2 separate regions of the Homo sapiens genome follow, and region 2 is linked to region 1. A link is a loop called in an ENCODE intact Hi-C map of the cell type or tissue named here. Cell type or tissue: gastrocnemius medialis. All regions are shown on one strand. Each heading gives the region's core, and the rest is flanking DNA. Links, peaks and the distances in the headings are about the cores only. Region 1 has its middle 10 kb from the start of TNFRSF19. Region 2 overlaps LINC00327 (long intergenic non-protein coding RNA 327).

Evidence for each region. Peaks named below come from ENCODE experiments on the same cell type or tissue, not always from the same donor. Only the 100,000 strongest peaks of a DNase experiment are listed, where the experiment ranks them.
Region 2: it touches region 1 in a loop (7-fold over the local background); 4 of 110 quality-filtered maps call a loop at or near these places.

What each region holds. Positions count from the first base shown.
Region 1 is chr13:23,552,035-23,568,389 of GRCh38, forward strand. No RefSeq gene overlaps it. Among named protein-coding and RNA genes, the nearest start is that of TNFRSF19, 10 kb to the right of the region's middle. RefSeq lists enhancers at 8,461-8,640, 9,871-10,100, 15,789-16,301, 16,302-16,355. In gastrocnemius medialis, for the core only: no CTCF peak of the experiment used is centred there; DNase peaks (open chromatin) are centred at 6,987 and 7,437; H3K4me3 peaks cover 576 bases; H3K27ac peaks cover 3,259 bases.
Region 2 is chr13:23,480,239-23,496,593 of GRCh38, forward strand. LINC00327 (long intergenic non-protein coding RNA 327) reads left to right here. Exons shown (of 3, transcript NR_038995.1): 3 at 5,997-7,226. Among named protein-coding and RNA genes, the nearest start is that of LINC00327, 19 kb to the left of the region's middle. RefSeq lists an enhancer at 12,255-12,755. In gastrocnemius medialis, for the core only: no CTCF peak of the experiment used is centred there; a DNase peak (open chromatin) is centred at 8,453; H3K27ac peaks cover 1,417 bases.

The sequences.
Region 1 (16,355 bases), core at 2,593-10,592:
TTTGCCAAGATTGAACACATGCCCAGGAAAAAGAGACACAAGTTACAATAGGATCTGTGGCCTGTGTTTTTTCCAAAGAGGGTTGTGAGGACTTCACCATTTAAAGGGGAAAGAGTGGGTAGGAGGGGAAGGAGGAAAGGAAAAAAAGAGGAAAGATTAGATAATGAAGCAAAAGTTACATTCTTGTGGGGCTTTGATGGGGCTCACTGAATCCACATTTTACATGTGAAAAGAGGGAGTAGAGGAACTGTCAATAATGCATTCATCCCAAGCTAGGTAAATCTGCACTTTACATAGGATAAAGTAAACACAGAGTAGAGGAAGAAGTCAAATATGCTTTTGGCGGGCAGAGAGTTGATTTCTAGTCTTGTCTTTGTCCTGTACATGTAAAGATAAGCTGTTAATTTACACTGTCAGGATGATATTCAACAGAACCCTGTTTGGGGTTGGTTCATGGGAGGGGTATGTATTCTGAAAGATTTGCAAGCCCACAGGGAATTCTTGTGAGCAATTTGTGAGGGAGCCCACCTGAGTAGATAGGTGGTCTTCTATGATTACCGCTCTCTGTTTAGGAACAAAAGGAAGGCAGTTTTATATGATTCAGTTGCCAATCTTCACTTTTCCCTTTGGCATAGTGAGTTTTGGGTCCTGAGATTTTATTTTCCTTTCACACCTAAACATTTCCAAGTGACAAGATGATTGTGGTGTGTGAGCTGCATCTTACGGTAATGAATTGTGTATCTCACCTCCTGGACTTATGCTCTGTTCACTCCCTATTTGGTCCCCAGCACTGAGCTAGATAGAAGTGATACAAAGATGAATAGGACATGGCTCCTGCCTTCAAAGAGCTCAGGGTCTAATGTGCAAAGTGGCAACACAAACCAATTTATAGGGCTGTCCTGTAGGTGTGATGGTGTAGCAAGGTTAAGTGTATGATAGAGCATTCAAAAAACAGAGGAAAGAGGCACCTTACCCTGGTGAGGTTAGGGAAAGCTTCCAGATCAGTCTTTTTTTTTCGGTTGTTAAGCATCCTTCTGTCCTACTTCTCTCCATATATATACAAATACATAATAAATATTCCTATAGAGTTTTTAATGGGTTTATATCATACATATTGTCATGCAACTTGCCTTTTTAAAAGACTCAAAAAAATACACATCCTTCCTACGTAACCAGTTCATTTTTTAAAATAGCTACACAGTATGTATTTCTGCAATTTAACTGTTCTCGGCTTTTAGACAATTAGGTTGTTTCTAATTTTTATTAATTGCTAACGTAATCTGGAAGACAGCCTCTCCTCTCATTTTGGTCCCAGTGGGGCTATCTGCCTGTCCCCCAGGGAACATGGGGATGGGTCATTGAGGTCGTCCATTTAGCCGCTGGGGTCTGGGATCCTCCACTGGCCAGCACACTCTTCACCCGGTGGTCTACAGCAGGCTGCCTGGTGCTTTTCAGAAAACCATGGATGAGGGCCCATGCTGTTTCCAAAAAAAACAGTATGATCCTAAGACCTTCTTCTGATCAAATACACATTGGCCTCCAGAGTACCTGAGTAATACTTCCCCTGAAAGACTAAGGAGGCATTTTAAGTACCCTAAAGTGTTTCAGTGTTAAAGGCAAGAAAGGGGAGGAAATGGAGGGGTGTGGCGGTCAAGAGTTGTTCGTGGCTGGGTGTGGTGGCTCACGTCTGTAATCCTAGCACTTTGGGAGGCTGAGGTGGGTGGATCACCTGAGGTCAGGAGTTCGAGACCAGTCTGACCAACGTGGAGAAACCCTGTCTCTACTAAAAATACAAAATTAGCCAGGCATGGTGGCGCATGCCTGTAATCCCAGCTATTCAGGAGGCCGAGGCAGGAGAATCGCTTCCACCTGGGAGGCAGAGGTTGCAGTGAGCTGAGATTGCGCCATTGCACTCCAGCCTGGGCAACAAGAGTGAAACTCCGTCTCAAAAAAAAAGAGTTGTTCGTTTGTGTGTTCCCTCTGTTGTTCCACACAAGAGGGTCCATGTCTTTCTGTTTGGTCCTTCGGAGGACATTCTGGATAGGTATCCCTGATGCCTCCTCTCCTCCCCTAGTCCTCCCTTCCCCTGTCCGCACCTTTCTCAGGAGCATCAGCCCCACCCTGGAGGACACAGATGATGACTCAGTGCAGCCTCCCTCTCTCTGTGTCATGCTGGTGTCTCTGGAAAATGCACAAGCCCTTGTGCCAAGGAAGGGGGAGGGACACAAACAGGCATGGCTTGTCTCTCCACCAGTGAAGCTAAGGCTGATTAATCCCCCAAGTACCTAAAGAAAACATAACTTACCATTAATCTACATGAGGAATTTGTTATCAACCCCACGTCTTCTGTCACTTTGACCCAGACTGTACTCCTTACAAAACAATCACCTTGGCTGAACTGAGTCAAAGGTGCACCAGGCTCTCTCCTGGCCGAATTTCCATCATGAAGTCCCCACGTTAGTTAGCTGAGAACTCCTCTGCATGAGCCATCAGGGCAAATGGCACCATGAGCGATATTTTTTTCTCTAATCTCCAAGTTTCTCTACTGAGAGCAAAGGTGAATACACACATAATGTTGAAATGGATGGCTGGGCATGGTGGTTCACTCCTATAATCCAGCTACCTGGAAGGCAGAGGTGGGTGGATTGCTTGAGCCCAGGAGTTTGAGACCAGCTTGGGCAACATAGCAAGATTCTGACACTAAAATAAAAAGTCAGCCAGGTGTGGTGGCTCACACCTGTAGTCCTAGCTACTCCAGAAGCTGAGGTGGGAGGATTGCTTGAGGTCAAGGCTGTAGTGAGCCATGATTGCACTACTGCACTCCAGTCTGGGCAACAGAGCAAGACCTTGTCTCTGGGAAAAAAAAAAATAAAGACAGTCTTCTTAATTACCCTTGCACATGTAGGTTGCATTCCCAAGACTAGAATGCAAAAATACAGCCACATTGTCCTGTACCAATTTATAATCTCGCTGTCAATGTATGACAAATATGCAATCCCCTGTGCATCACCAGCTCCTCATATGTGGAGGACTTGAAGGATGGGACAGAATTGGGCAGGAAGGAGAGCAAGGAGACGTGGGGGTCAGGAGGTGTTGGATGAAGCAGTGCCAGGAAGGCACAGAGGAGAGGCCAGCACACAGGGAACTAAATGCATGCATCCACACTCGCTTGTTTATTCATTCAACAAATGCTCTTTTGGTGCCTAGTACATGCCACCCTTAGGTATTCCCTGTGTTGGGCACTGTGCGAGGCATTGGGTGCACGTTGAGAAACAATATAGGGTTTGTGGAATACAAAGCTCAGAGTTGCAAAGGAACCAGGCTGGAGGCTCAGTGGAGGGGAGACGACATGCCCCTGTGTAAGCAAGTGTGGGCTCCACCCTATAGGTAAAGGGAATGACAGGATCTTGTGGGAGATTTTAGATGATTCTTAATGGTGACCATAAGGAAAATGGATTCAAAGGGGCTGAGACTTTGGGGCATGGTGAAGGAAATGCTTGTTTGCCCTCTTAGGAAAGGTGATGAGCTAGTGCACTTCTGAATTAAATTGGAGACTTTATCTCAAGGTGAGAGTTCAGGCTGCACTGTCACGTGTAAATAAATCATTTATACCTTAAAAACAATCATCTAAAAATGACATCAGAAGACATACAAACACTGAAAACCCTCCAGCACATAAATGAAGTACTCTGAAGGTGACTTGATGGCTTGATTTTGCTGTTACCGACAAGGAGACTCCAGTTCAGAGAAGTCCTGGCTTTCCTAATCCTAACACAAAATCCAGAAATTAGGGGAAAAAGAAATGTAAAATGCACATGAGTAATACTGGGGGAAGGGAATGGAAAACAAAATTCAACATGAGAATGGAAGGAAAAACAAAATGAAGTAAAATACAATATAATACAATACAACAAATAAAACAAATCAGGGAAAAAAAAGTCTGTACGTGAACAATAGTAGACCATGAGCCAAGAATAATCTATTTGATTGATTGTGTTATATACATACACACACACACACACACACACACACAAGCTTAAAATGCAAGCAGCAGATTGGGAGACAATATTTGCAAATATATGAGATCTACATTATTACTTAAAACATAAATATCAGCCGGGTGCTATAATCCTAGCAGTTTGGGAAGCTGAGGTGGGTGGATCACCTGAGGTCAGGAGTTCGAGACCAGCCTGTCCAACACGGCAAAACCCCATCTCTACTAAAAATACAAAAACTAGCGGGCGTGGTGGCGGGCACCTATAATCCCAGCTACTAGGGAGGCTGAGGCAGGAGAATCGCTTGAACCCGGGGGATAGAAGTTGCTGTGAGCCGAGATGGCGCCACTTCACTCCAGCCTGGGCAAAAGAATGAAACTCTGTCTCAAATAAATAAATAAAATTGTTTCGAATCAGTCAGAACATGCTAAATAATAGAAAAAGAGATAGGAAATCGTAATAGTGGAAATACAAATGGCCAGTCAATATTTGAAAAATTGTCTAACTTCACTTATAATCTAATAAAGAATTCAAATTAAAATAATATTAATCAAATTAAAACAATGAGATAATATTTTCACCTATTTAATTGACAAGGATTTGAAAATACTGATAAAATTCAATGCTAGCAAAGGTGAGGTTTTGCGTCCACAACGTGTTTTCATTTCACACACTGCTGGCAATATCATCCACTGATCCGACCTTTTTGAGAGTAGAGTGGAAGTGCCATATCATTTCAAATGTGCACACCATCAAACCGAGCAATCTTGTAGGAATTTTCCCTGTATAAATATTAGCACACTCAACAAAGGTATGAACTATGATGTCGTTCACCATAACCGGTTGGAAATAATGTCTACCAATAAAGAAATATGCTAGCATTCTGATATCTTTAATCTACAGAAGTAGGTTATAAAACAATATAGTAGAGGATATTATAAGCACCTGTTTAAAAAAAGTGTCCATGTGCTTGAGTGTGTGTATGGCACGTGTGGTATGTGTACCTGTGTGAGGTGTGTATAGTGTGTGAGTGAGGGGTGTGTGTGTTGTGTGTGTGACTGTATACGTCTGTATGAAGTGTGTGAGGGATAGGTGTCTGTGAGGTGTGTGTTTCTGTGTAAGGCATTTGTACGTGTGTGGTGTGTGAAGTGTGTGTTTATGTGAGATGTGTGTGTGAGTTGTGTGTGTGTGGTGTGTGTGGCATGTTTGTGTGGAGCGTGTCTTTGTGTAGCATGTGTGTATAGTGTGAGGTGTGTGTGCATGTGTGGGGTGTATAGGGGGTGTCTGTATGAGATGTGTGCACGTGTGTCTGTGAGAGGTGTGTGTGTGCATGTGTGAGGTATATGAAGTGTTTGTGTGATGTGCGTGGTGTGTTTCTGTGTGGTATTTGTGTGGTGTGTACATGTGTGATGCATGGGGTGTGGGGTGTGAAGTGTGTATGTGGTATGTGGTATGTGTGTGCATGTATCCAGTGAATTAAATTGGAGACTTTATCCCAAGGTGAGAGCTCAGGCTGCACTGTCACGTGTAAAGAAATCATTTATACCTTAACAACAATCATCTAAAAATATTGACATCAGAAGGCATGCAAACACTGAAAACCCTCCAGCACAGAGGCTAAGTACTCTGAAGGTGACTCGATGGCTTGATTTTGCTGTTAGAAACAAGGAGACACTAGTGTGAGTTTGTGTAGCATGTGTATGGTGTGTTTGTGTGTGAGGTGGGTGTGTTACATGTCTGCATGGTGTGTGTGGGGTGTGTGTATATATATGTGAGGTGTGTGGGTTTGTGTGTGGCGTGTGTGGTCTGGATGTGTCTGTGTGTGGTTTGTGTGTGTGTGAGGTGTGTGTGTATATGTGAGATGTGTATGTGGTCTATTTGTGTGTGTGGTGTGTGAGGTGTGTTTGTGGTGTGTGAGGTGTGTATAGTGTGTGAGGTGTGTGGTGTATGTTTGTGAGGTCTGTGTGAGGTGCATTTGTGGTGTATGTGTGAGGTGTGTTCGCATACATGTGTGTGGTATGGGAGGTATGTGTGTGGTGTGTGAGGTGTGTGTCTGTGTGAAGTATGGGGTGTGTGAAGTGTGTGGTGTGTATGTGTGAGGTGTATATGTGTGTGAAATATGTATGTGGTGTGTTTGTATGTGTATGTGTTTGAGGGGTGTGTGTGTATGTGTGTGAGGTGTGTGTGTGTGAGGGGTGAGGTGTGTGTGGTGTGTGTGCGAGGTGTGTGGGGGGTTGAGGTGTGAGATGTGGGAGGTGTGTGGTGTGTGTGAGGTGTGTGTATGTGTTGGAGGTATTTGCGTATGTATGCGTGTGAATGTGTGTATGTGTGTGAAATGTTTATGTGGTGTGTTTGTATTTGTATGTGTGTGAGGTGTGTGGTGTGTGAGGAGTGCCTGTGGTGTGTGTGTGAGGTGTGTATATGTGTGAAATATGTATATGGTGTGTGTGTATGTGTGTGAGGTGAGTGTGGTGTGTGAGGTGAGTATATGTGTGAAATGTGTATATGGTGTGGTGTGTGTGTGAAGTGTATGTGTGTGAGGTGTGTATGTGTGTGAGGTGTGTATGTGTGTGAAATATGTATATGGTGTATTTGTATGTGTATATATGTGAGGTGTGTGGTGTGTGTGTGTTATGTGTGTGAAATGTGTATATGGTGTATTTGTATGTGTATGTGTGTGAGTAGTGTGTGGTGTGTGTTATGTGTGAAGTGTATGTGAGGTGTGCTATGTGTGTGAAATGTGTATATGGTGTATTTGTATGTGTATGTGTGTGAGTGGTGTGTGTGGTGTGTGGTGTGTGTGAGGTGTATGTGAGGTGTGTATGTGTGTGAAATGTGTATATGTTGTGTTTGCATGTCTGTGGATGTGTGGTATGTGTGAGGTGCCTGTGAGGGGTGTGCACACACCGGCACAGATACACTGAGGAGATGTCCCTCTTGGCTCAGCGGCGTGGACGTGTGCTATGGGATTGGAACAGTCGGGAGGAGGAAGGCGCTCGCCTTCTCTGTGCGCATGTCCTTTGACTTTTTCTTACAGACTCCTGCTCTGATGTGCTGATCTCTGAGTCATGTTTCTCTTTTCATGCTAGACCTTTAGAGAGGAAATGGTGCAATTTCTATTCTAGTTCCAACACAAGAGACCTTTCTTCTTAGGAACCTCATTTGAGGACAGCATCTTATTTTGCAATTTCTCCCCCAGTGTCAGAGACATTCCCAACAAAGGGGGTGATTGTCAGAGGTATTTGTTTCATAAAGCTTTGCACATAGATACAATTGTGAGATAAAGCAGCAGAAACGCATTTCACGTATTAAATATCACACTGAAGTAGCACTTAAGATACCAACGAGAAGGTTAAATAAATAAGAGAGAAAGAACACCCTTGGCAGAAAGCACAGCACGGCTACCTCCCTCTCTCCAGTATTTGCCAGTAAGGAAGAACTGCTGCGGCAGGAGTTGCTGAGCTATGCTCGTGTTCTCAAATCCAAAGAATATTTGTCTGGAAGTGTGTTCAACAGCTGTTGACAGGGGTTACCTCTGGGCGCAAAATAAGGCTTTTGCTTCTTGCTTTAACTATTTAAATTTACATAATTTTTTTTAAAGAAGAAAATTAGAATTGTGGGTGAGATTGGTAATTTTTTTACTTTGTTTTTCCGTAATCGTTCAATTTTCTATAATAAAATATGCTGTTTTGTAATCACAAAAAAAGAAAAAAATGCTTGAAATTAAACCTTAAACCGTGGTTTTTTTTTTTTTTTTTTTTTTGGATATGTCTTGCTTTGTTGCCTGGGCTGGAGTGCAGTGGCACAATCTCAGCTCACTGCGGCCTCAACCTCTTGGGCTCAAGAGATCCTCCTGCCTCAACCTCCCAAGTAGCTGGGACTACAAACACTCACCACGCACTACAGGCACTCACCACTTTTTTTGGGTAGAGTTCGGGGTCTCAAATTCCTGGCCTCAAGCAATCTTCCTGCCTCAGCCTTCGAAATTAAACATTTTTAAAAGGGGGAGTCCATAAGCCTCCTGTAGCCGATTTCTGTGGCCCAAGAAGCCCAGGGCAATTTACAGAGGCCATTAACACTTCAGTGGCAGAGCTCTGTGCTTGTGAAAACTAAAACACCCTTTTAGAAATATATTTGATTTAATTAACAGAAGATAATAGTGAAATAGTATGATCTAGAGTCATACAGGCCTGAGGTCAATTTCAGCCACATGACCTTGGAAAGTGACATAGCCTTTCTGACCCCTGGTTTCCCGGCCTGTGAACTGGGGGAGTTGATTAAGAGCCTGCAGAGCACCCGGCAAAGGGCAGCTAGTCAAGCAGAATACCGTGTGGAAACTGAGAGTTCCCCAGTATCCTCAGCCTCTTAGAGACCCCAAATAAGCTGTCATATCATCAAGACATTCAAGGCAGGGCTGGACACCTTCTGCTTCTGCCCACACAGCCTCTCCTGCCGGAGTCCCATGTATAGTGGGCCTTGGGGCTCTTCCCCTTTAATCACTCTCCTGACTTCACCAGCGAGACTTCCGCCATCTTTTGCTCGTTGATATTTACCATTCACCTGTTTCACAACCGGCCCTTCAAGATGACCCCCCCCTTAGACATAGTGCAAGAAGTCCTGTGTCTCCCCAGCTCCTCGGGTCTCTGCTCTGTCTTTAGGAAGGCCGCACCACTCCAGGAGAGCAGAATCACAAAATGTTGCCCTGCCCAACACTGTCCCCGCCCCACCACACACAGACCACCTCTCCTGTGTTCCCAGGTGCTCCTCCTGTCTCCATGGAGATGCCTGCCTCTGCTACACCCCTGGCTCATGTACTCTTGAAGGACCAAGCACCAAACATCCTTCTGTCTTTTGGGGCTCCCTGCCCCTGCGATAGTGGAAGACTCGCTTACTGTCTAGCTATACCTGTGTAAGAAGGTCCCTGTCAACCACTGAACTTTGTACTCTCTCTCTATTTTGAGAGAATCTCAATTGTAATTTCATACCTTCATCTAAAGAATGGTGTATATGTAACAATGAATTTTAACATGAACAAAATATTCCCTCTGAAAAACGTCCTAACACACTTCGGATTTCTCATATGTATAGAGAATAAGGCTTTTGCTTCTTGCTTTAACTATTTAATTTTACATAATTTTTTTCAAAGTCAAACTTTTGATTTGAAAGTGAAATTCCACTTTCAAATGCTATGAAACATGTTGTTTGCCAAAATGCAAAATATCTTTTTTGTTTCAACACGAGAAATGCTTAGAAAAAACAGAATTACAGAGACTTTCTCTTCCGATGGGAAACAATTTTTTCTCACCTGCTACAATCAAAGATGACAAGGCTATTTTTTTTAGCAACACTTTAAATAGCTGAGAGTTAAAGTGTGTTCCATGCTTACTGCATGTCAGTACTATTCTGGTGTTCACAAGAACCCTCGGTGTAGGTACTCTTATCATCCCCATTTTAGAAACAAGAAAGCTGAAGTTTCAAGTAACTTACTCATACTCAGAAGTTCACACATAAGTACTGGAATTCAAGCCAAGGCCACCCCATGTGAGAGGCCATCTGCCTACCTAACTAGGACACTGGAAGGTAAAAAGTTGACTAAAACAGTTTCCTCTCATAAAATTTCTTATATTTACATCCAATAATATATGTATCTCTTACTTGCTTTTCAATTACCTATAAAGCTGGAAAATAAATATAAACTAAACTCTGAGACTCAGGCAGCAGATAGGAAGTAACCTTGATAAACTTAAGAATGTTCCATAAGTAGTCAATTTCTGCTGATGAGAAATAGCAACTGTGCCATAGTATATGCTTTATAATAATCTGATACCTGAGGAAGAAAGAATACCATATATAACTGGAAGGAACGCAAAATGGTGCAGCCACTTTGGAAAACAGCTCAGAAGATTCTCATAAAACAACCTATATCTTTCACATATATGACTTAGCAATCTGACACAGGGAGACCAAAACAACAGGGAGAGAAAACAGAGCAGTGGTTTCCAGAGGTTAGAAAGGTGGGGAGGAGGCCAGGCGCAGTGGCTCACTCTTGTAATTCCAGCACTTTGGGAGGCCGAGGTGGGTGGATCACCTGAGGTCAGGAGCTCAAGACCAGCTTAGCCAATACGGTGAAACCCCATCTCTACTGAAAATACAAAAATTAGCCGGGCATTGTGGCGGGCATTTGTAATCCCAGCTACCCAGGAGGCTAAGGCAGGAGAATCGCTTGAACCCTGGAGGCAGAGGTTGCAGTGAGCTGAGATTGTGCCACTGCACTCCAGCCTAGGCAACAGAGCGAGACTCCATCTTAAAACAAACAAAGGTGGGGAGGAGTTGAATATAAAGGGAGACAGAATGAGGAGATTTGGGGGTGATGGAACCATGGTGATGGACACATGACTGTGCATTTGTCAAAACCCATAGAATGGTTCACTGTAAATCTTCTGAATAGATTCTGTAGTTTAATTGACAGTATTGTACCAAGATTAGTATTTTGACAATTGTTCTATAATTATGTAACCTGTTCACATACAAAGAAGTTGGGTGGAGGATATATGAGAACGTCCTCTACTACTTTTGCAATTCCTCTTTAATCTAAAATTATCTCAAAACAAAAAGTTTTTACAAAGCAATTTTATGATAAGCTGAGTATGGTGCCAAATAGGATTTCTGACACAGTTAAAACTGCCTTTATTTTCTATCGTGTATTAGAGGAGAAAAAAAATCTAATTTGGCCTTAGGAATTTTCTTTTCAAAATATACTATAAGCTGTATTTGTAAACATTCTCTTATTTCTCATTCTCTGAAATTGAAGGATTCTCCATCTATATTACCTCCTGACACTACAGTTCAATTTTATTTAGCAGGACCACTTTATTTTCCCTTTTTCCTCCAAAATAGATTTTGTGGGTTCCTGATTTTCACCAGTTACTCTAACTATTCTGTGTATTTAATGCCCCAACTATGTGCTGGGTGCCCTTCCATTGGATGGGTGGTTGCATTATTAAATGTTTTGACTTTATTTAGATAGGCATTTCTTGAATCAATTTTTAAGAGCGTGCCTGTCTTTATCTAACTTACTTCCTGATGAAGCGCAGATCTTTTTTTGGTAGTGGTAGTATTATTCTGAAGATGTTTCTTAGTGCCTCCTTTTGCATTTTCCTGCTGTTTCACCAACAGTTTTTGTTAGCATTATCAAACTCTACTGAGAACCAAGATTCGTAATTAGCCTGGTATATTAATCAGGATAAATGCTGAGGAGGCAGAAAAGGAAATGGAAAACATTTGATTAATTATAAGACATGAGTTGGATAGCTTCTCTGAAAACTAGCCTGGGCTCAGTAAAGTATTTAGAGGGCAATATGGCAGGTAAGAGTGACTTGGAGTCACTTATGAAAAGTTGGAGAGCAGAAGGCAGCTGGGTGCAGTTGGATGGTCTGCGGCAGTTTCCAGCATAAAGCACCCTTTCCATCACTGATGCAGGGTGTGCATGTGTGTATCTGCTGAATTAACTTGTCCTTGTTGTGGTAGTTGCTGTTGTTGTCAGTATCAGAACCACCATGTAACAGATAGTTTTGCCCGATTCACAGACAGTTTGCTTCTTTGGCACCTTCTGGATTTGACAGATTGTTTAAATCACTAGCTGCTCTATTAGCTGGTAATTTGGATAAGTATTTCTAATTTCCAATTTTGCCTGAGGGACCTTTAAGAATTGAAGCTAACAGTGCTGAGGGACTAGAAAGACAAGCCACAGACTGGGAGAAAGTATTATAGAACACATATCTGATATGGAACTTGTATCCAAAATGTACAAAGAACTCTTAAAACTCAATAATAAAAAAACATACTACCCAGTTTTAAAATGTGCAAAAGATCTGAACAGGCACCTCACCAAAGAAGATATAAGATGATAAATAAGCATATGAAAATATGCCCAACACCATACATCATTAGGGAATTACAAATTAAAACAGATACCACTACACACCTATTAGTGTGGCTAAAATTAAAAACATCATCAACAGCAACTGATAACCCAAAATGCTGACAAGGCTGCAGGGCAACAGGAACTGCCATTCATTGCTGGTGGAAATGCAAAATGTTGTTGTCACTCTGGAGGACAGTTTGGCAGTTTCTTTAAAAGTTAACTGCAGTCTTACCACATGATCCAGCAATCATGCTCCTAGGGAAAACTTATAGTCTCACAAAAACCTACACATGAATGTTTATAGAAGCTTCATTCATAATCACAAAAACTGGAAGCAACCAAGATGTCCTTCAATAGGTGAATGATAAACTATATACAGACAATGGAATACTTAACAATAAAAAGAAACGAGCTATCAAGTCACAGCAAGTCATAGAAGAAAGTTAAATGCATACTGCTAAGAAAGAAGCCAATCAGAAAAGACTACATACCATATAATTCTACCTATATAACATTATGGAAAAGGCAAAACTATAGAGACTTTAGAAACATCAGTGGTTGCCAGGGGCTCTAGGGGAAGGAGGGATGAATAGGTGGAGCACAGGGGATTTTTACAGCAGTGAAACTACTCTGTACAAAACTGTAATGGTGAACACATGTTATTATATATTAGGCAAAATCCATAGAAGTCTGGCTAGGTGCGGTGGCTCACATCAGCACTTTGGGAGGCCAAGGCAGGCAGATCACTTGAGGTCAGGAGTTCAAGACCATCCTGGCCAACATGGCAAAACCCCATCTCTACTAAAAATACAAAAATTAGCTGAGAGTGGTGGCTCACACCTGTAATCCCAGCTACTCGGGAGGCTGAGGCAGGAGAATCGCTTGAACCTGGGAGGCAGAGGTTGCAGTGAGCCAAGATCACGCCACTGCACTCCAGCCTGGGTGACAGAGCAAGACTCTATCTAAAAAAAAAAAAAAAAAAAAATCCATAGAAGTATATGCAGAAAGAATGAATTTTAGTGTAAACTATGAACTCTAGTTAATAATGCACCTATATTGATTCATTAATTATTACAAATATATCACAGTGATGCAAGATGCAAATACTAGGGGAAGCTGAGTGGGGCACAGGGAATGTATGGGAAATCTCTGTAGTAGCTGCTCAATCTTTCTGTCAATCTAAAACTGTTCTAAAAAGTAAAGTGTCTCTCTATATATAAATTGAGTGCTAGCATCAACAAAATGCAAATTTAAACTATCATAAGCTACTATTAGACTGCATTTAAATAGCTGAAATGACAAAAATTGACAATATCAAGTTTTGCCAAGGATGTAGAGCAAATGGAAATCTCCTATATTGCCAACAGGAATGTAAACTGGAACAAACACTTGAGACAACAATTTGGCAGTTTCTTTTTTTTTTTTTTTTTTTGAGACGGAGTCTCTCTCTGTTGCCCAGGCCGGAGTGCAGTGGCGCAATCTCGGCTCACTGCAACCTCCGCCTCATGGGTTCATGCCATTCTCCTGCCTCAGCCTCCCGAGTAGCTGGGACTACAGGCACCCGCCATCACGCTTAGCTAATTTTTTGTATTTTTAGTAGAGACGGGGTTTCACCGTGCCAGCCAGGATGGTCTTGATCTCCTGACCTTGTGATCCACCCACCTCGGCCTCCCAAAGTGCTGGGATTACAGGCATGAGCCACCACGCCCAGCCAGCAGTTTCTTTTGAAGTTAAACATACATACACCATATAATCCAGAAATTCTACTCCTACATATTTACTTAACAAAAATGAAAATATATATCCACACTAAGACTTGTACACAAGTATTATCAACAAATCCACTGAAAAGGATCTTCCTTAAAAAAGAGAATGATTTTATTCCTGTAAGCAGTTTGCAAACCAGGGAGACCCAGCCTTCAGTACAAAACAAAGATGCTCTCCCTGAGAACAGAGAGACAGGTTATCCTTTATAGAAAAAGCTCCCACCCAGATTCCCACTCTGGTCTGCTCTGCAAGTGAGAGGGATGCAAGTATGTTTGGTTTTGATTGGTCAATGCAAGTCACAAGTCTATTTGTTAGATCCAGAAGTCAAGATGAGACTTCCCAGCACCCATCAAATCAGGGAGCATAAATAGGAGCAGACAGCCATGAAAGTCCCCAAATCACGCGAGCCTGTGGTTTCTCAGAGAATGCAGAAGACGTTTGTGACCTGGCTCCATTCTGAATTTAGACCCAGTTAGCCACTCAGGATCCATTTGGAAGGATTGGCTCTTTCAGGTTCATGAAGTGTTCATGGCAGCTTTATTTACAGTAGCCAGAAACTGGGTTCTATCCCAGTTACCTTTAGTGACTTTCAGTCATACTCAGCTTCACTGAACAGTACCCCTGAACTGGCCCTTTAAGAAAAGGAAGGCGTCTTCTGCTCACGAGGTCGGAGGGAGTCCAGAAGGGCAGGGGGTGTCCACTGGAGCTGGGGGTGCTTTGTAGGAGGCAGATGCTGATGAGGAGAATGTAAGGCTTCAGAATATGTAGGAAAATGGGAGTTGTACCTCTTTGTAGTTTGTTGGATAGTGGCTTTGTATTAGTTTCTTGAGGCTGTGATAACAAAGTACCACAGACTTCAACAGCAGCAGTATGTCCTCGCACAGTTCTGGGGGCTGGAAGTCAGAGATCAAGGTATCAGCAGGGTTGGTTCCTTCTGAGGCTGTGAGGGACAGGTCTGTTCCCGGCCTCTTACCCTGGCTTGTAGATGGTCATCCTCATGTCCACACAGTGTTCTACCTATATGAGTGTCTGCCTCTTTATCTAAATCTCCCTTTTTATGGGGACATCAGTCATTCTGGGTTGGGGCCCACCCTAATGACCACATTTGAACTTGATTACCCCTGTAAAGACCCTATCTCCAGATAAGCTCATGTTTTGAGGTGCTGGGAGACAAGACATCAACATGGGAATTTAGGGGGATACAATCCAACCCATAACAGGCTTGAGCCTTTTTCTTTCTGTGATTATGTGGACCACAGTCCCAGATAGCAGCTACTGGTCCCAGATCATGTACAAGTGGTCCCAGCATTGTGAAGGACCTGAGGATGTCTGGGCTACCTTGGCTTTGAATAACCAGCCCAGGAGCTGTGTGAGAGCCTGTCCTGCCCCTTTAGAATACTGAAGTTTGAATTGGATCCCCTAGCTAAAATGTTGGCATTTTAATAGTTACAGAGAAAAGAAAGGAACCTTAGCTCTTCTGTTGAGGGTTTATTCTGCCTGATGCTTTCGAAATAAGTTTGTTATTTTGGCAACACTAATGAGGTAGGTGTTATCCCCTTCCTGCAGCTTAGGATTAAAAAGCTCAGTGGGACTAGGTAGCCTTCGTCCACACTGCCTAAGCTGTTATTCAAGTACAGGTAGTAAGAGGGATTTGAACATAGGCCTTTCTGACTCCAGCATCCGTGTTCTTTTCATAACCATGAGCTATTTCATTTTCTAAAAAGTGTTCAGTTGAAACAAATGCAGAAATTATTCCTCTCAATGTATGTAATAGATCTGTGTTTATCTGATCTAATCCAGGATATATCCTCTGAACAGAAAAGTTAGAAAAGACGGCATTAGAAAAGACATGCAGACAACTCAAAAAACTATGAAACTTTATGGGGAAAATGTGTTATCACCTGATCTATATCTTAAAATGGTGAGAATTCATGGCATCCACCTGTCAAGATAAAGGAGCAAAGGAACCACGCTCCAAGTTTTGGGAAGAAAATAGCACATGGTGGCGACTGGGGGTGACATGAGACCCCACTCCCCATCAGGAATCTCAGGCAGCCCCTCCCTTCTTGGATATGAACAACTGAAGTTTTCTCAATCATTTATTTTATTTTTTAACTGATTAATAATAATTATACATATCCCTGGGCACCTAGTGACATTTCTATACCTATAAGGTATAGTGATCAGATCAGGGTAACTGGCATGCCCGTCATCTCAAACACTGACCACTTCTTTTAAAGTGTAGCCTGGAGCTCCCCACTGTGGATCCAATGGCTGCCACAACCACTTTGCAGAACCAGGTCGCTGAAAGGCAGCTTGACAAAAAGACTAAGATGAGCCAAGTGTACTGCAACATGGCACAGGAACCATTGATCAAATGCTGTAACTTGGTGTCATGACAACGGACAATGATGTCGAGTGGAGTGCTGGATCTCTTATCACCACTGTATCACACTGATTTAATCACACTAATCTAAGCTTCTTGAAGGGGAAAGAGAAAAGCTTTGTAGTAGCTCCCCTTCCTGGTGCTGTTCAGAAACAACAATGGTGCAGGCCACACCTCACAACGAAGGGGGCTCGGCTGGCTGGGCACAGTGCTAAATGAGCCGCAGGTCAAGAGGTCACTCCTGCAGCCAGGCCGACCTTTAGCCACACTCTGGTCCAGGCGA
Region 2 (16,355 bases), core at 4,701-12,700, 70 kb before region 1:
GAAGGAAATGAATTACAAGCAAAAAATACACTTATACTATTTATTTTTAATATTCATCTGTATGTAGTTTATCTTTATTATTTCGTTTATTTCTTCATGTAGACCTGAGTTACTGCTTACTCTCCTTTAAGTCCAGCCTAATGGGCTCCTTTTAGTATTTCGTGTAGGATAGGTATCCTAGTGACAAGTCCTCTCAGCTTTTGTTTGTTTAGAAATGGCTTAATTTCTCTTTCATTTTTGAAAGATGGTTTTGTGGATATAGAATTCTTGGTTGGCAGCTATTTTCTTTCAGTGCTTTGAATATGCCATACCACTGCCTTCTGGCCTCCATGCTTTCTAATGAGAAACTGTTAATCTTATTGAGGATCCATTATACAGGTCAAGTCCCTTCTCTCTCTCTGCTTTTAAGATTCTTTGTCTGTGGCTTTCAACAGTTTGAATATAATGTGACTCAGTGTGGATCTCTCTCAGTTTGTCATACTTGGAGTTTATTGATCTTTTTAAATGTATATATTAGTGTTTTTCATCAAGTTTAGGGAGCTTTGGCCATTATTTCATCAAGTAATCTTTCTGAAACTTTCTCTCACCTCTCCTTTTGGGATTCCATTATGCATATGTTGATATATTTAATAGTGTCCCACAAGTCTCTAATCATTTTTCTGCCTGTTTTTTCTTTCTGTTCCTCAGACTGGATAATCTCAACTGACCTATCTTCAAGTTTGTTGATTATTTTTATCCTGCCTGATCAAATGTGCTATTGGGTGCCTCTGGTTTATTTTTCAGTTCACTTATTCTAGCTTTCAACTCCAGAATTACTATTTTTTAAATAATTTTGACCCATTTTTATTCTCTATTTGGTTAAACATAGTTATCTTTTGACATGGTTTGGCTCTGTGCCCCAACCCAAATCACATCTCGAATTGTAATCCCCAAGTTTCAAGGAAGGGACCTTGTGGGAGGTGATTGGATCATGGGGCGGTTCCCCCCATGCTGTTCTCATGATAGTGAGAAAGTCCTCATGAGATCTGATGGTTTTATAAGTGTGTGATGGTTCCTCCATTGCTCTGTCTCTCCCTCACTCTCCTGCTGCCCTGTGAAGAAGGTGCCTGCTTCCCCTTCTGCCATGATTCTAAGTTTCCTGAGGCCTCCCCAGCCATGTGGAATTGTGAGTCAATAAAACCTCCTTTGTTTGTAAATTACCCAGTCTCAAGTTGTATCTTTATAGCACTGTGAAAATGGACAAATACATCATTCTTTGCTTCAGTTCTTCAGACATAGTTTCCTTTAACTCTTTGAACATATGTTTAAATAGCTAATTTTACTCTCTGTCTAGTAAGCACAACATTTGGGCCTCTTAGGGCCAACTTCTATCAATTGCTTTCCGTGTGTGTGTATGGGACATAATTTTATGTTTCTTTGCATGTCTCACAATTTTATGTTGAAATTTTGACATTTAAAAAAATATAATATTACAAGTCTGAAAATCATATTCTTCCCTGCTGAATTGTGTTGTTGCTCCTTGCTTTTAAATGTTGTTTTTATTTATTTCATGGCTTTTCTGAACTAATTCTATAAAGTATGTATTGTTTATTATATGTGGTCATGGGAGTTATCAATTAGCTTAGTGATTGGACATCTAATGATTGAACAGAGATTTCTTTAAATGCTGGAACCAATAAACCTCTAAATCTTTGCCATGGGTTACTATATACATGTTGGATCATACCTTTAACACTCCACCAGGCAGTTCACAATGCTGTTTTAGCCTTTACTTTCTGCTTGTGCAGAACCTTAAGGTCACCAAGAAGTGAGAGCTCAGGCCTCCTCAGCTCTTTCTTCAGAATGCCCACAGGCCTACATATGCCCCTGACCTTCCAAATTCTCAGGAATATGTCAGAGCATTTCAAAGCTCCTATGGACATCTTATTCCACAGCTTTTCCCTTTAATCTTCTTGGTTAGTCTATTGTTTGCACTATCATCCATCTCATGCAGCCTGATAGTTAAAAGACGTGCCTAAAATTATTTTCAATAAATGCCTCTTAACCCCTGGGAGAGACTTTTTACACTTGGCAAGTTCAAACCACATCAAGTAAAAATGTACCTTTTCAGTGGAGCCTTCTAAGGATGGATCAAACAATGTCAGTTCTTTGGGACTGAGGCTTTGAATGAGCTCCAGCTCTGTTCTGATCCTTTAATACTGGAATGCAGTTGTTATTTTTCTAGGCTATTGCTGAGCTGAAGAGTGGGAGATGGGCCTAAGGTAAGTTTCAAATGTTGTAAAGATTACAGTTCTTACCAAGATTCAGATATTTTTCTTGAATAAATGCTCCCTGGATGGCTGAAAGTCTTTGGTTAATGCCAAGAGAGTTGAAAAAATGGATTCTGCTTTTCTTTGCCAGTTTTTTCATTACTGTTACGAAGGAACAAAATTTTGGATGTTCTTAATCTGCCATTTTTACTACTGTCACCTATTTTAATGTTGTGTTTTTATAATCTACACTGTACAAAACTAGCCTCACAGAATTATGTTGATAAGGTGGAAGAAGAGATTTTTAAAACATTTTATTAAGCTCAGAATATTCATTTTTAAACTTTCATTCAAAGTAATGTAAATGATACTATATTTCTAAATTCATCTTCTACTGTTCATTAGTAGTCAGATTCAATAATTTATCCATAAATTATAGTTAAGTTTAAATTATCTTTTGATGAAAGAAATGGATTCTGGATCCATGAATTTCCTATATGTTGTCTTCTCCTGATAGAAAACAAAAATTCACAATCTTTTATCAAATTTAAAGATGTTTGGTGATACATTTTGACAGTGTAATATCAATATCATCACCAACTCTGCTGTCAATAAACTATGGAGCATGTCACAATAACTTACAGAAAGTCTGTTCTTTCAAGCATCCAAGTTTCATTTTGTGCTTTAATTTCATGTGGCATTAGAAAACATGTTGCCTTCCTTCCTTGCATAGGAGTGTGAGCCTCAGAAATTTGAGACTGAGACCTGTCTCAAATTTCTGAGGCTGAGGAAGGAGAATCGCTTGAACCCAGGAGGCGGAGGTTTCAGTGAGCCAAGATCGCATCACTGCACTCCAGCCTGGGTGACAGAGTGATAGATACCCTTTCTCAAAAAAAAAATTTGATATGGGCCACATTACTCTGAAGTCCATACATTAGTAGGCAGGCATGAAAGTGCCTTATGTATGTAAACAGGTTACTGTTATTTTCTGCCGAAGTTTAAGTTGTCTGTCTTCAGCTTGCAGGGTTTTTTTTTTTTTTTTTTTTTTTTTTTTTTTTGAGACGGAGTCTCGCTCTGTCGCCCAGGCCGGACTGCGGACTGCAGTGGCGCAATCTCGGCTCACTGCAAGCTCCGCTTCCCGGGTTCACGCCATTCTCCTGCCTCAGCCTCCCGAGTAGCTGGGACTACAGGCGCCTGCCACCGCGCCCGGCTAATTTTTTTGTATTTTTAGTAGAGACGGGGTTTCACCTTGTTAGCCAGGATGGTCTCGATCTCCTGACCTCGTGATCCACCCGCCTCGGCCTCCCAAAGTGCTGGGATTACAGGCGTGAGCCACCGCGCCCGGCCAGCTTGCAGGGTTTTAAAGAAGAACAACTTAGTTTTCAGTGACTTCAAATTAGGAAAAATGAAAAAGAGACGGAAAAAAATTGAAAACATTATTTTGAAGACTTGTAGCCAAGAAAAATTAGAATTTGGTCCAAACTGTAGAAAATAATAAAAATTGGAAAAAAACATTAGGCAAGACTAGAATCTAACAACAGATATATAATCATTTTGAAATAATTTTTTTCTCTCTCCAGTTCCCCATTTTACTAAAGATAAATCATGGTAGGGCTGGTTTGGTTATTATACTTGGCCTAAGTATTTGTATGCAGTGCAGCAAAAATAATTATTATTTTTACATAGGCTTTTAAATTGGCTTTGATGGAACTTTGTTCCATAAGAGGAATCTCAGATAAGACTTCTTAAAGCCCAGCCCAGCCATGGATTGTGCTATCAAATACCCATGAGTTGGGTGAAATTTCCTGCTGTCAGGGTTTCAAGATAAACCTGGGACTTCTGTGCCTGTCAGTAAGTGACATTCTTTACTTACCATGGGTCAGAAACCCTATACAGTGTGTACACAAAATATGAGGCTAATTTTTCCAAGGTCTTATTGGCTCTATAAGTCAAGTTTGATTCCTTAAAGGAAAGCACACCATTCCAGTCAAAGCCTTGGTAAAAGAACCAATTTCTCCAATTGCATCCTGTTAAAATGAAAACAGATTCTTATTGCACTTATGCAAATAACTGTGTTGCTGTAAGTTAAGAATACTCGCAAGTACTTTACAATTCTGGAGAAATCAGGTAGAGAGAAACAAATGTGTTCCAAATTTTGTTCACAGGAGTGTACTAAATTGTTAAAGCTGTCAATAGCTCAAAAGAAAAGTTTTTAAGACCTTGAAAAACAAAAGAAAGGATCAGCAAACAAATTCAGAAAAAAGTCAGGCAGGGTGCAGTGGCACACTTCTGTAATCCCAGCACTTTGGGAGGCCAAGGCAGGTGGATCACCTGAGGTCAGGAGTTCGAGACTAGCCTGACCAACATGGCAAAACCCAATCTCTACTGAAAATACAAAAATTAGCTGGGTGTGGTGGCGCATGCCTATAATCCCAGCTAGTTGGGAGGCTGAGTCAGGAGAATCGCTTGAACCCAGGAGGTGGAGGTTGCAGTGAGCCAAGATTATGCCACTGCACTCCACCTACATGATGGGAGCGAGACTCCATCTCAAAAAAAAAAAAGAAAGGAAAAGAAAAGAAAAAAAAGAAAGTAAACAGAGCAAGTGACCTTGAAGAGAAGAAAAAGAAAAAAACCAGAAAAAGAAAAATATTCAGATAACAGATGAGAATTTTTTTTTTTTGAGACGTAGTCTCAGTCTGTTGTCGAGGCTGGAGTGCAATGGCGTGATTTCCGCTCGCTGCAATCTCCACCTCCCAGGTTCAAGTGATTCTCAGGCCTTAGCCTCCCGAGTAGCTGAGATTACAGGTGCCTGCCACCATGCCCAGCTAATTTTTGTATTTTTAGTAGAGATGGGGTTTTGCCATGTTGGCCAAGCTGGTCTCAAACTCCTGACCTCAAGTGATCCGCCCACCTTGACCTCCCAAAGTGCTGGGATTACAGGCATGAGCCACCTCCCAGCCCCCCATAAAGTAATTCTTTAAAAGAAAATTGAATTGAGTCATTAGAGATGACAAAGGAGAATTTAAATAATTTATCTGATTCAAGTAATTTTTCATTTAAAACATAAAAACCAGGACAGAATGTCTTGAAAAGAGATCAGAGAACAGAAAAATTGTTTGGAAATGAAAAATATGATTGCTTCCCCCCAAAAAATCTTTCAAAGAAATTATTTTAAAATTGATAAAAAATAACTTATACAAGGTGAAAAAGTATATTTCCTGAGTGAGATAGGAAAATATTTTTTAAAAACTACAAGAAAGAAGTAATCCAGGATATCTAATATTAGACCAGCAAGAGTTTTTAAAAGAGAGAGCAGTGAAATGAAGGGAAATCATCTGTGCGTCTGTGTGTGATTTTTGTAAAATCATTTTTTAAAAACTTTTCTCAGAACTAAAAATGTTATGTCTTGAGGTTGAATTCCAAGCAGGATAAAAATAAAGAAGCCTGAAATGCATCTTTGTGAAACTTCAGAACAGTAACTAACAATAAATGGAAGATCCTAAAAATCTTACAAAGGCAAAAAACAGCCCAGCAGCTAAGGAGCAGGAGCTAGACTGCAGCAGAGTTTTCTTATCAGCAGCACAAAATGTTAGAAAACATTGAAGCAATACCCTCCAATTCAGAGGGAAAACAATTTTGAAAGTTCAATAATAGGTGTAGACAAACAATAAATGATGAAAGAGAAAATAATACATTTGATGCGATACTGGAAATTCACCTCTCTCATACCTTTCTTCCCCTCCCCAGGAGTTTACTGGAGGTTATACTCCAGTCAAAGAAGATGGAAACCAAGAAAGGACACATTTTGGAGATTAGCACTGGCTCCAGGAACCCAGTGAACAGAAGACTCAGGCTGAAGGCTTGTGCATTCAGCCCAGAGAAAATCCACTTAAATTCAGAACAATTAAGGACTCTGGGGAAGAAGGACTTCACATGGTAGTGTGATTGGAAGGCAGATAAATTTTAGGACACAATGGAAGTTCCTAAGATTTTTTATCCTTTTCCAATAGGAAGGATAAAAAAATCATCTAAAACTAGAGGAAAAATCATCTAAAACAAGGTATAAAGAAATGGCTCACGTGTGACCCTTATTTTACTGTGACATGGAGCATTTGATGAAGGATGTGGGAAGGGAGCCTGCTTAACTATGAAGTGAGTAGCATCGCCCCAGGAGCACCATGACAGATGCACAGGACATGGAGGGAAGGAAATGGCATCCTGGCACAGCCCTGGCTCTACATTGAGCAATGTAGACAAAATCATAAAGGCTGCTCTAGTTTTCTACTTTTAGAATCAACCTACAGACATGTAAGACTTAATTGTAGTTGTAGAATAAAAGATAAAAGATTATTGGCTTTCATAACAATAAAGTCCTAACAATGATTCACAGTTATTCCATGAATAAGGGTAGGGGAAAAGAGGGAGGAATGTAAGGCATTTTATATGGAGCAAGGGAGGCAAAAGACGTTGACAGAGGCTTATGGAACAACACACACACGCACACAAATAGAAGGAATATATTGCTTAAAATGACAAAAATAGCCAACATAGGCTGGGTGCGGTGGCTCATGCCTGTAATCCCAGCACTTTGGGAGGCTGAGGCGGACGGATCACTTGAAGCCAGGAGTTCAAGACCAGCCTGGCCAACATGGTGAAACCCCGTCTCTACTAAAAATACAAAAATTGACTGGGCGCAGTGGTGTGCATCTGTAGTTCCAACTACTTGGGAGGCTGAGGCAGGAGAATCACTTGAATCCGGGAGGCGGAGGTTGCAGTGAGCCGAGATCACGCCACTGCATCCTAGCCTGGGTGACAGAGTGAGACCGTCTGAAAAAGAAAAAAGCCAACATAGGAATTTTTAAAATAATATATAATTACCAAAAATTGGGGAAAATAGAGACAGGGAAGGCAGTTCTATAAGCGAGATAAATCTTTATCTTTTGTATCAGAAAGTCAATAAATATTGTCTGAATTTGATTGGTTATTTCCATTTTTATGAAATGTCTACAATAGGCAAATCTATAGAACCAGTAAAGAAATTAGGAATTCCTGTGGCTGGGACTGAAGAGTGAAATCACTGCAAGTGGTCAAGAGGGATCTTCTGAAGTGATAGGTGTGTTCTAAAATTGGGCTGTGGGGATGCTTGCACAACTCTGTAACTTTGCTAAAATTCATTTCATTACACATTTAGTGAGTTTTATGATATGTACATTACCCATCAATAAAGCTGTGTTAAAAAAAAGGCTGATTTTTTAGGCTGGGCGCAGTGGCTCACGCCTGCAATCCCAGCACTTTGGGAGGCCAAGGCGGGGGGATCACAAGGTCAGGAGATCAAGACCATCCTGGCTAACATGGTGAAACCCCGTCTCTACTAAAAATACAAAAAATTAGCCGGGTGTGGTGGCGGGCACCTGTAATCCCAGCTACTTGGGAGGCTGAGGCAGGAGAATGGCGTGAACCCGGGAGGCAGAGCTTGCAGTGAGCGGAGATCATGCCATTGCACTCCAGCCTGGGTGACAGAATGAGACTCTGTCTCAAAAAAAAAAAAAGGCTAATTTTTAAAAAGGTCAAAGAAGAGATGTGAAAATATATTATTTAGAGTTCTGTAGGCAACCAACAGGAATAAAAGTAGAAATGTTTTCTGGGATGATCTAGGAGTTGCTAGGGTGAGGAAGTGTGAAATGGAGGCAGCTGTTTATCAGTTATGTTTTTATCAGTTTATCAGTTCTGTTTTTCTATACTATTTCCATTTTGTTTATCAATGCATGTATTACCTCAGTTCATTATTAGAGATTTTTTAAAACTTTAGATTTCTTAATGCAGAAAAAAATGTTTCTTGTTTTTAATCTTTTAGAATTTAAATATGAGTAATGATGGCATGTGAGTAAATGAATAGAATTTATTTTTTCTCCTAAAGACCAAGGCCAAGGGGCAAACTCTCTTACAAACCACCGCTCATAACTTGATGTGGACAAGAGCTCAACTGGGCATCGCCAAAAGTCCATGCCACTCCCAAAATAGAATGGAGGCAAGGAGACTAAGCAACTGATCTTTCTGGGAATGACATTTGGTGCAGCTGTGTTAAGCGGTTGCCATGGACTAATACAGAAAACATAAATAATCTCAGAGAAGCAAGTGCCCGAGAAAAACGAGATGACACAGGAAGTTGCTAATGTTATCAGCTGTCTTCATCTGTTTATATAAGAACGCTGCCAAAGTAACCATCTATGTGCCCAGGTTTTAAGCCGCATGACACAACCTCTTTACCCTGAGGTGAGAGTGACATGGTGGCCAATGAGAGGCCATCACTGTGGAAAACACATATTAAGACTTTTTGAGATATGAAGTAATGGGATAGATCATGAGGACTTGAGGCTACAAGCTGACGACCTTGCAGTTGGTTCAAAGAGCTTGGGGACTTTTCAGTGTAATTTTGCTAGGTGACGAATCGGAAGCTTTCACACCTGCATTCCCTTTCTTTTTTTCTTATTTATTTATTTATTTATTTGAGACGGAGTGGTGCCCTGTTGCCCAGGCTGGAGTGCAGTGGCGCAATCTCAGCTCACAGCAACCTCCACCTCCCAAGTTCAAGCAATTCTCCTGCCTCAGCCTCCCAGTAGCTGGGATTACAGGCTCCCGCCACCACGCCTGGCTAATTTATTACTATTATTATTATTATTATTATTATTATTATTATTTTTGGTAGGGACAGGGTTTCCACATGTTGGCCAGACTAGTCTTGAACTCCTGACCTCAGGTGATCCACCCACCTCGGCCTCCCAAAGTGCTGAGATTACAGGCGTAAGCCACTGCGCCCAGCATTCCCTTTCACATAAAATGCTACGTGAATGGTGGTAATAAAACAGTCAGAGCGATTCCATGCAACCCAACAGATAACGTGGTTTGTGCATTTTTTCTATCCATGAGGGAATGAGAAAGGCTATTCCTGCCTTTCCGTCAATTCCATTCAACCAAATATTTCCCATTTTAACGTGAAATCAGACCTCTCATGGGTTGGTCTGTTGTTGGAGTGACCACACTCACTTACTCCACTTGCTCCGAGGTTCCTCTCATTACCTGAACATGCACACGGGGCCCAGCAGGCACTGAGGAAAAGGTTGAGTGGCACTTGTCATCTGCATGCCTCCCAGGTGGGTCCTGCTCAGGGAGGAGTGTCCAATAACCTTGGTGACAGCCACAGCCTGGCAAGATTCATGCCGCAGACAACACGGTGCCCGAATCCCTTCCTTATAATTCCCCAGGCATGGGGTTAGTAGACAAAGCCAGTGAAGCTGATAAGAGAAGCAACATGTAAAAGGGGAGGGCACCACGTTGTCCCCTAAGACAAGAATGGAAATGGTTTAATGAGTTTGTTACTTACTATCTACATGATGTTAAAACCAATCCAGGCAGGGCAAAATAGGTCAGAGCCTTTTCACAAAGCCAGTACTTTGTGTAGTGAGATTTTAAAGACATTACCCTGTCAGTGAGAGAGAGAGAGCTACAGTTAGACAAACATGATAAGACAAAGAGCTAAATATAAAATAAAAAATGCAGATGTGAAATCATATTTGCAAGTCTTTCTTTTGCTGTCAGTAGTTGGTAATTGGTTGTAGCCACCCAGATGCGAGTCAGATACATACAACCGTAAGTACCACTTAAAATTTCAGTGGCTAAAGAATCTTGCCAGAAAGAATTTTTTAGTCAAAATTCCTAAACATTTCTCATTGTGCCAAAACGTACATATTTGCTTATAATATATCAAAATAAAAATGAGAATTTCCTTCATTTCTGGTGTTGTGAAAAGTTCCTGATAGATATCTCATGGAGACCAGGTTCCAAGAGCATTTCCTGTGGCCTTACTGCAGACAGCAGATCATTTCAGCCTCCACTCAGGCGAATGCTTAGTGGCTGGGAGTGTGCACGCTCTGGTTCAAGTGCAGTGAGGGTGGGGTACTAGACTCACCACTTCCTAGCTGTGGGGTGTTACTCCAGGCCTTTAAACTTTTATCAGAAACTCAAGCCTTCAAGCTTTCATCTCTTCCATCTCTGCACCTCACAGGACTACCATGAGCTTAAATGAGAGCACACATAAAATATGGTAAGAAACGGGTATGATTATTTTTCCTATTTTATAATTGAAGGCACTGAGGCCAAGAGAAGTGAAGTGGCTCCAAGTCACAAAGCCTTGGGTCACAAAGCTGGGATCTGAAGGCAGACTGTCAATAGTAAGGTTGTTATACACAGTAAATGAGTTAATTCATGGAAAGCTCTTAGGAAAGCCTTGGTTATGAGAAAGCTCTCAATAGAGATTAGCTGTTTTATTATGACTTCATTCGCTTTCACGCTATTTAAGCCTTTTCCTTTATTTCACTTCAAAAATGAGGGCTTGGTGGGGCTGGGCGCAGCGGCTCATGCCCGTAATCCCAGCACTTTGGGAGGCCGAGGCGGGTGGATCATGAGGTCAGGAGATTGAGACCCTCCTGGCTAACATGGTGAAACCCAGTCTCTACTAAAAATACAAAAAATTAGCCGGGCATGGTGGCAGGCACCTGTAGTCCCAGCTACTCGGGAGGCTGAGGCAAGAGAATGGCGTGAACCTGGGAGGTGGATCTTGCAGTGAGTTGAACTTGCGCCACTGCACTCCAGCCTGGGCGACAGAGCGAGACTCCGTCTCAAAAAAAAAAAATGAAGTCTTGGTATATGTGTTCACATAGTCTCTAAGGCTGTACATTTTGAACTTGTTCCATTTCTCTGACCTTGTAACCCAGGCTTTTGGGAAAGCTGTATTCTCCAGCGGATGTGAAATAGAGATGGCAGTAACAGTAACGTAGATATAAAAATAACTCTTCCAAGTGGATCAAGTCACTGGTGAAGGAATGCATGTAAATCCTTGCAAGCCTCTTGGGCAGTCTGGTTGCTCACTAAATGTTTTTATTTAATGAAACTTGATGGTGATTTTTAAATCTCATCCTTTTAGGGTTATGTACCCCATAATAAAGGAGAAATGATGTATGGACTTTTTTTTTTTTAACAAAAGAATGAAAGCCCGATTTATAAAGTAAACATTGATGGCAAGGTTTACATAAATGGAGCAATCTCTCCTACATAAAAGGAGAGATTGCGGTGGAATTAGGTATGAGGGATGGAGAATCTCTTTCCTCTGTTCACCATGGCAGATACAACTTGTGCTGTTCCCGGCTGTTTTTTGAGGTGCCATAAGGATCAAAACAGCAATCTGTCAGTAAGTTGGTAAGTTCCATGGGGCCAACCTAAGTTTGATCCCAGCTTCCACGGTCACTAAGCCCAGGACTGTGGGCAAGTTTCCTCATCTGTGATATGGGGATAATGACAGCACCAAGCTTTTAAGTCTGTGTGGGGATTAAGTGAGATAAATGCAAGAGAGTGTGAGAAAAGGGCCTAGGATGAAGCATGCATTCTACCTATTGACTATTAGTAGTATCCATCCTCCTTATTAAAGCACACTAACAACAAAGCTATTACATGAAGACACATAAAAGCAAACTTGAAAGAGATGGCAGGAACTTCAATACTCCAGTGGCAGGAGGCAGCCTCTGTGCTCACACTGACTGCCAGGTGCCCGTGAAATAGCTACTTCCAAGAGCTGGTAATAGAGTTGAAGCGAAACTCCAGCTCCAGTACCTCCATTTCCTTAGAACTAAAATGTGGAACGTGGCTGGGTACGACAACTCCGGCCTGTAATCCCAGCACTTTATGTGGCCAAGGTGGGAAAATTGTTTGAGGCCAGGAGTCTGGGATCAGCCTGGGCAACATAGCAAGACCCCCATCTCTATTAAAAAAAAATCTTAAAAAAATTAGCCATGCATCGTGGTACACGTCTGTAGTCATAGCTACTCAGGAGGCTGAGGTGGGAGGAGGCTGAGGTGGGAGGATTGCTTGAGCTCAAGAGGTGGAGGCTGTAGTGAGCTAAGATTGCGCCACTGCATTCCAACCTGGGTGACAGAGTGAGACCCTCTTTCAAAATAGATAAATAAATAAAATGTGGAGCATACAGCTATAAACTTTCTAAAACTGAGCGTGTTACATTAAAATGGGAATTATACTTTTGAAACTACTTTTAAAAATGCTTGTATTCTTAGAAAAAGACCATTTTAATGCAGTTCAGATGAAATATCAGAAACTTTTCATGAAGAAACCATCAGAATTAAAGAATGGTATTTGATTATGATATGATTGCCTAATAATTATTGTTTGCTTGGGTTTTTTTTTTTTTTTCCAGAATCCTATTTCTTTTCTTTTCTTTTTCTTTTTTTTTTTCTTTGAGACAGAGTTTTGCTCTTGTTGCCCAGGCTGGAGCGCAATGGCATGATCTCGGCTCACCACAACCTCCACCTCCTGGGTTCGAGCGATTCTTCTGCCTCAGCCTCCCGAGTAGCTGGGATTACAGGCATGCGCCACCATGCCCCGCTAAATGTTGTATTTTTAGTAGAGATGGGGTTTCTCCATGTTGGTCAGGCTGGTCTCGAACTCCTGAGGTCAGGTGATCCGCCCCCCTTGGCCTCCCAAAGTGCTGGGATTACAGGCGTGAGCCACCGCGCCCAGCCTCAGAATCCTGTTTCTATTTAACATCGTCCTTCAACCGGCTCTGAAATTGAATTATGGGAGAAAGCCAGTTACGAAGGCACAGAACCAGACCGTGGTGTTGTGCTGGGTCTGTTCATGAGCACAGACATTCTTCCCCTCTTTTTAGGCTGAGCACATGATGCCTCTCTCGGCTTCAAAGCAAGCCCTGGAATATGACTTTCAGCATCTGCTCCTCCCACAGACAATTCCCCTATGCCCTCCCAACTCTTATCCCACCTTCCCTCAACTGCCTGGCTCACTTTTTATCCTCATTTAACTTTCCAGAGGGAATTCTTTGCATAATCAGTCTCTTGACGTATTTTACTAAAGTCACAAACTGACTTGTTTGTGAAAGTCTCGTAGAAAATGGGGTGGTGGGGGAGTCCAAGAAAACATTGTGGTGAATTGCATGGGAAAATCTGTCAACTCACTCATACTAAGGTAAGTAGAAGAAAATTTTCTTAATAATATTTGTCCAGCTAGGAAACACTTTTTCACTTGTCTTTGGTCACCAGCTTATGTTCTTCATGAGTGACATGGCAAATCCGGTTGACACACCAGTTGGGCATGACTGGTCCCTTCTTTCTGGCTTTCTCTCAGACCTAAGGGGAAAACATGGGGACCCTCGTCTACAAGCATTCTTGGGGATGGCCAGGGAATGCCCAGGCAACATGCACAGCACATAACGAGGCTTAACACAATGTCTGTTCTCAGTTGCTTGGCTATACAGGGTGCATTAACAAAGTGGTAAGCAATGGCTGGGTACAGTGGCTCACGCCTGTAATCCCAGCGCTTTAGGAGGCCAAGGCGGGCAGATCACGAGGTCAGGAGATCGAGGCTGTCCTGGCTAACACGGTGAAACCCTGTCTCTACTAAAAATACAAAAAATTAGCTGGGCGTGGTGGCGGGCGCCTGTCGTCCCAGCTACTTGGGAGGCTGAGGCAGGAGAATGGGGTGAACCCAGGAGGCACAGCTTGCAGCGAGCCGAGATTGTGCCACTGCACTCCAGCCTGGGTGACAGAGCAAGACAACGTCTCAAAAAAAAAAAAAAGTGCTAAGCAACAACAGAGACTTAGCATATCAGTGTCACACGGTGAGTGTGTGTGTGTGTGTGCGTGTGCTGCACACTACAGATGTGTGGATGTTGGGTTCTGTTCAGTTTCACTTTAATGTCGGTGTGAACCCCTCACTGTGTGTGTGGGTGTGTATGTGTGTGTCTGAGAGGATGCCAATGATGGTGAACATCGGTGAACATCCCGTTCAAAAATTGGGAAAAATGAAGGATAAGTGATGGGCATTGCTCTCTTCTCACTCATTGATTCTCCTTTCTCCAGCCCTGTCTGCTGGCACCTCTCTTCCTGTTAAGCCTCAGCTCAAGGTGATTATTGAATTCAAAGATTTAACAAGCTCACCACAGACAATACCAAAAGGGTTTCACTCCCTGACCATTCACCCAACCTCCCACTATCCAAGTTCCCTGCTGGGACACATTGCTCACTTGTAAAGCCCCAAAGGTAGATGAAGAAGATGGTCTTGTTTCTTTGCACTTCCACTCCTCACTATCCCCAATAGAAAGTTGTAGGAAGATACCCAAAATCCCTCTTCTCTTTTATTCCAGTCCAATTACTTCAATCACAAGGAATGGAGAAGAACTGGATGAATTATGATTCTCCCTGCACCCTGTGTTCTCTTGTTGACTTTCATTGGAATTTTGTTTTCTGTCCTACTAATTCTTTTTCCTGGGATCTTTAAACAGCCAGAGTAAAGAAGGCATCCAAGAAGTTTCTTCATTTCCCCTTTCCTTAAAAGTCAAACATTTGGACTGGACACGGTGGCTCACACCTGTAATCCCAGCACTTTTGGAGGCCAAGGTGGGTGGATTACCTGAGGTCGGGAGTTCAAGACCAGCCTGGCCAACATGGGGAAAGCACATCTCTGCTAAAAATACAAAAATTAGCTGGAAGTGGTGGTACGTGCCTGTAAACCCAGCTACTTGGGAGGCTGAGGCAGGAGAACCTGGGAGATGGAGGTTGTGGTGAGCCGAGATTACACCATTGCACTCCAGCCTGGGCAACAGAGCGAGGCTCTGTCTCAAAAAAAATAAATAAATAAAATAAAAGTTAAACATTGGAGTTCCGGCCGGGCGCGGTGGCTCACGCCTGTAATCCCAGCACTTTGGGAGGCCGAGGCGGGCGGATCACGAGGTCAGGAGATCGAGACCATCCTGGCTAACACGGTGAAACCCCGTCTCTACTAAAAATACAAAAAATTAGCCGGGCGAGGTGGCGGGCGCCTGTAGTCCCAGCTACTCGGGAGGCTGAGGCAGGAGAATGGCGTGAACCCCAGGGGGCGGAGCCTGCAGTGAGCCGAGATTGCGCCGCTGCACTCCAGCCTGGGCGACAGCGAGACTCCGTCTCAAAAAAAAAAAAAAACATTGGAGTTCCATAAAAAGTCAACAAAGAAAATGAGGGAAGGGACTCCTCAAAGAAATAATGTAACAAAATCTCTCAGAACGAAGAGTCATGAGATTCCAGATGGAAAGAGCCAGCCAAGTAGCCACGCAATTTAAGAGCACCATCATACCAGGGCACTTTGTCCGAAATTTTCAGAATTCCAGGACAAAGAGAAGAGGTTTAAAACTTCTAAAGGTAAGAAAAAAGAAATTCCATGTAACTTCAGAGATCTCAACAGCAGTAGTGGAAGCCAGAAGGCAATGGAACAGTGGCTTTTAAAATTTTAAAGGAAAATGTTTTCCATCTTAAAATTACATAAGCCCAACTGTAAATCAAGCATGAGGACATATAATGGCATTTTTAAATGTACAAGTTCTCAAACTTTTTTTTTTTGGCTCTTACAGCCTCTTGCAGAAAGCTAACAAAAGATGAGTTCCACCAAAAGGAGCAGTTTATTCCAATAAAGAGGAAGACATGGGGTAAAAGAAAAGAGAAATCAGAACAGGAAGAGGCAAAGCATGGGTGATGAGAAATCCCAAGACCAGCTGTGTGCCCAGTGCAGACAAGAAGTCCAGTGTAGAGGAAATTAGAAGAGATGGCTCTAGAAAAATGAAATTAATAGATCACCTGATGTATCCGAAAGTCTTGAGGGAAAACTTAGACAATTTGGGAAATTTTTGAGTGGAATTAATAAAAAGACCAAAAAAAAATCAAGAGAAAAAGATTATTAACTCCAAGAAAAACAAAAGTTTATTCAGAGACAAAAAATGATCATAATTTACTACATGGATGGCACCACTGTGACTAGCATTTACATGTAAATGGTGAATATTGAGGTAATTATTCTACAACAGAACTATTTTGGGAGTTGGGAGAATAGGAAGAGTCTGCGTGGTGGTAGAGGGGGCGGAAGCAACAGTCAAATGATCAGCTTTTGCAGGAGAGAGATCACCTACAACTGAAAAGGTGAAAAGTAGAAAGACAAGCAGCCATTCAGAGAAATGGAGGTAAAACTTCCTTACTTGCTGAAAGTAGGAAAAGTGGTGTC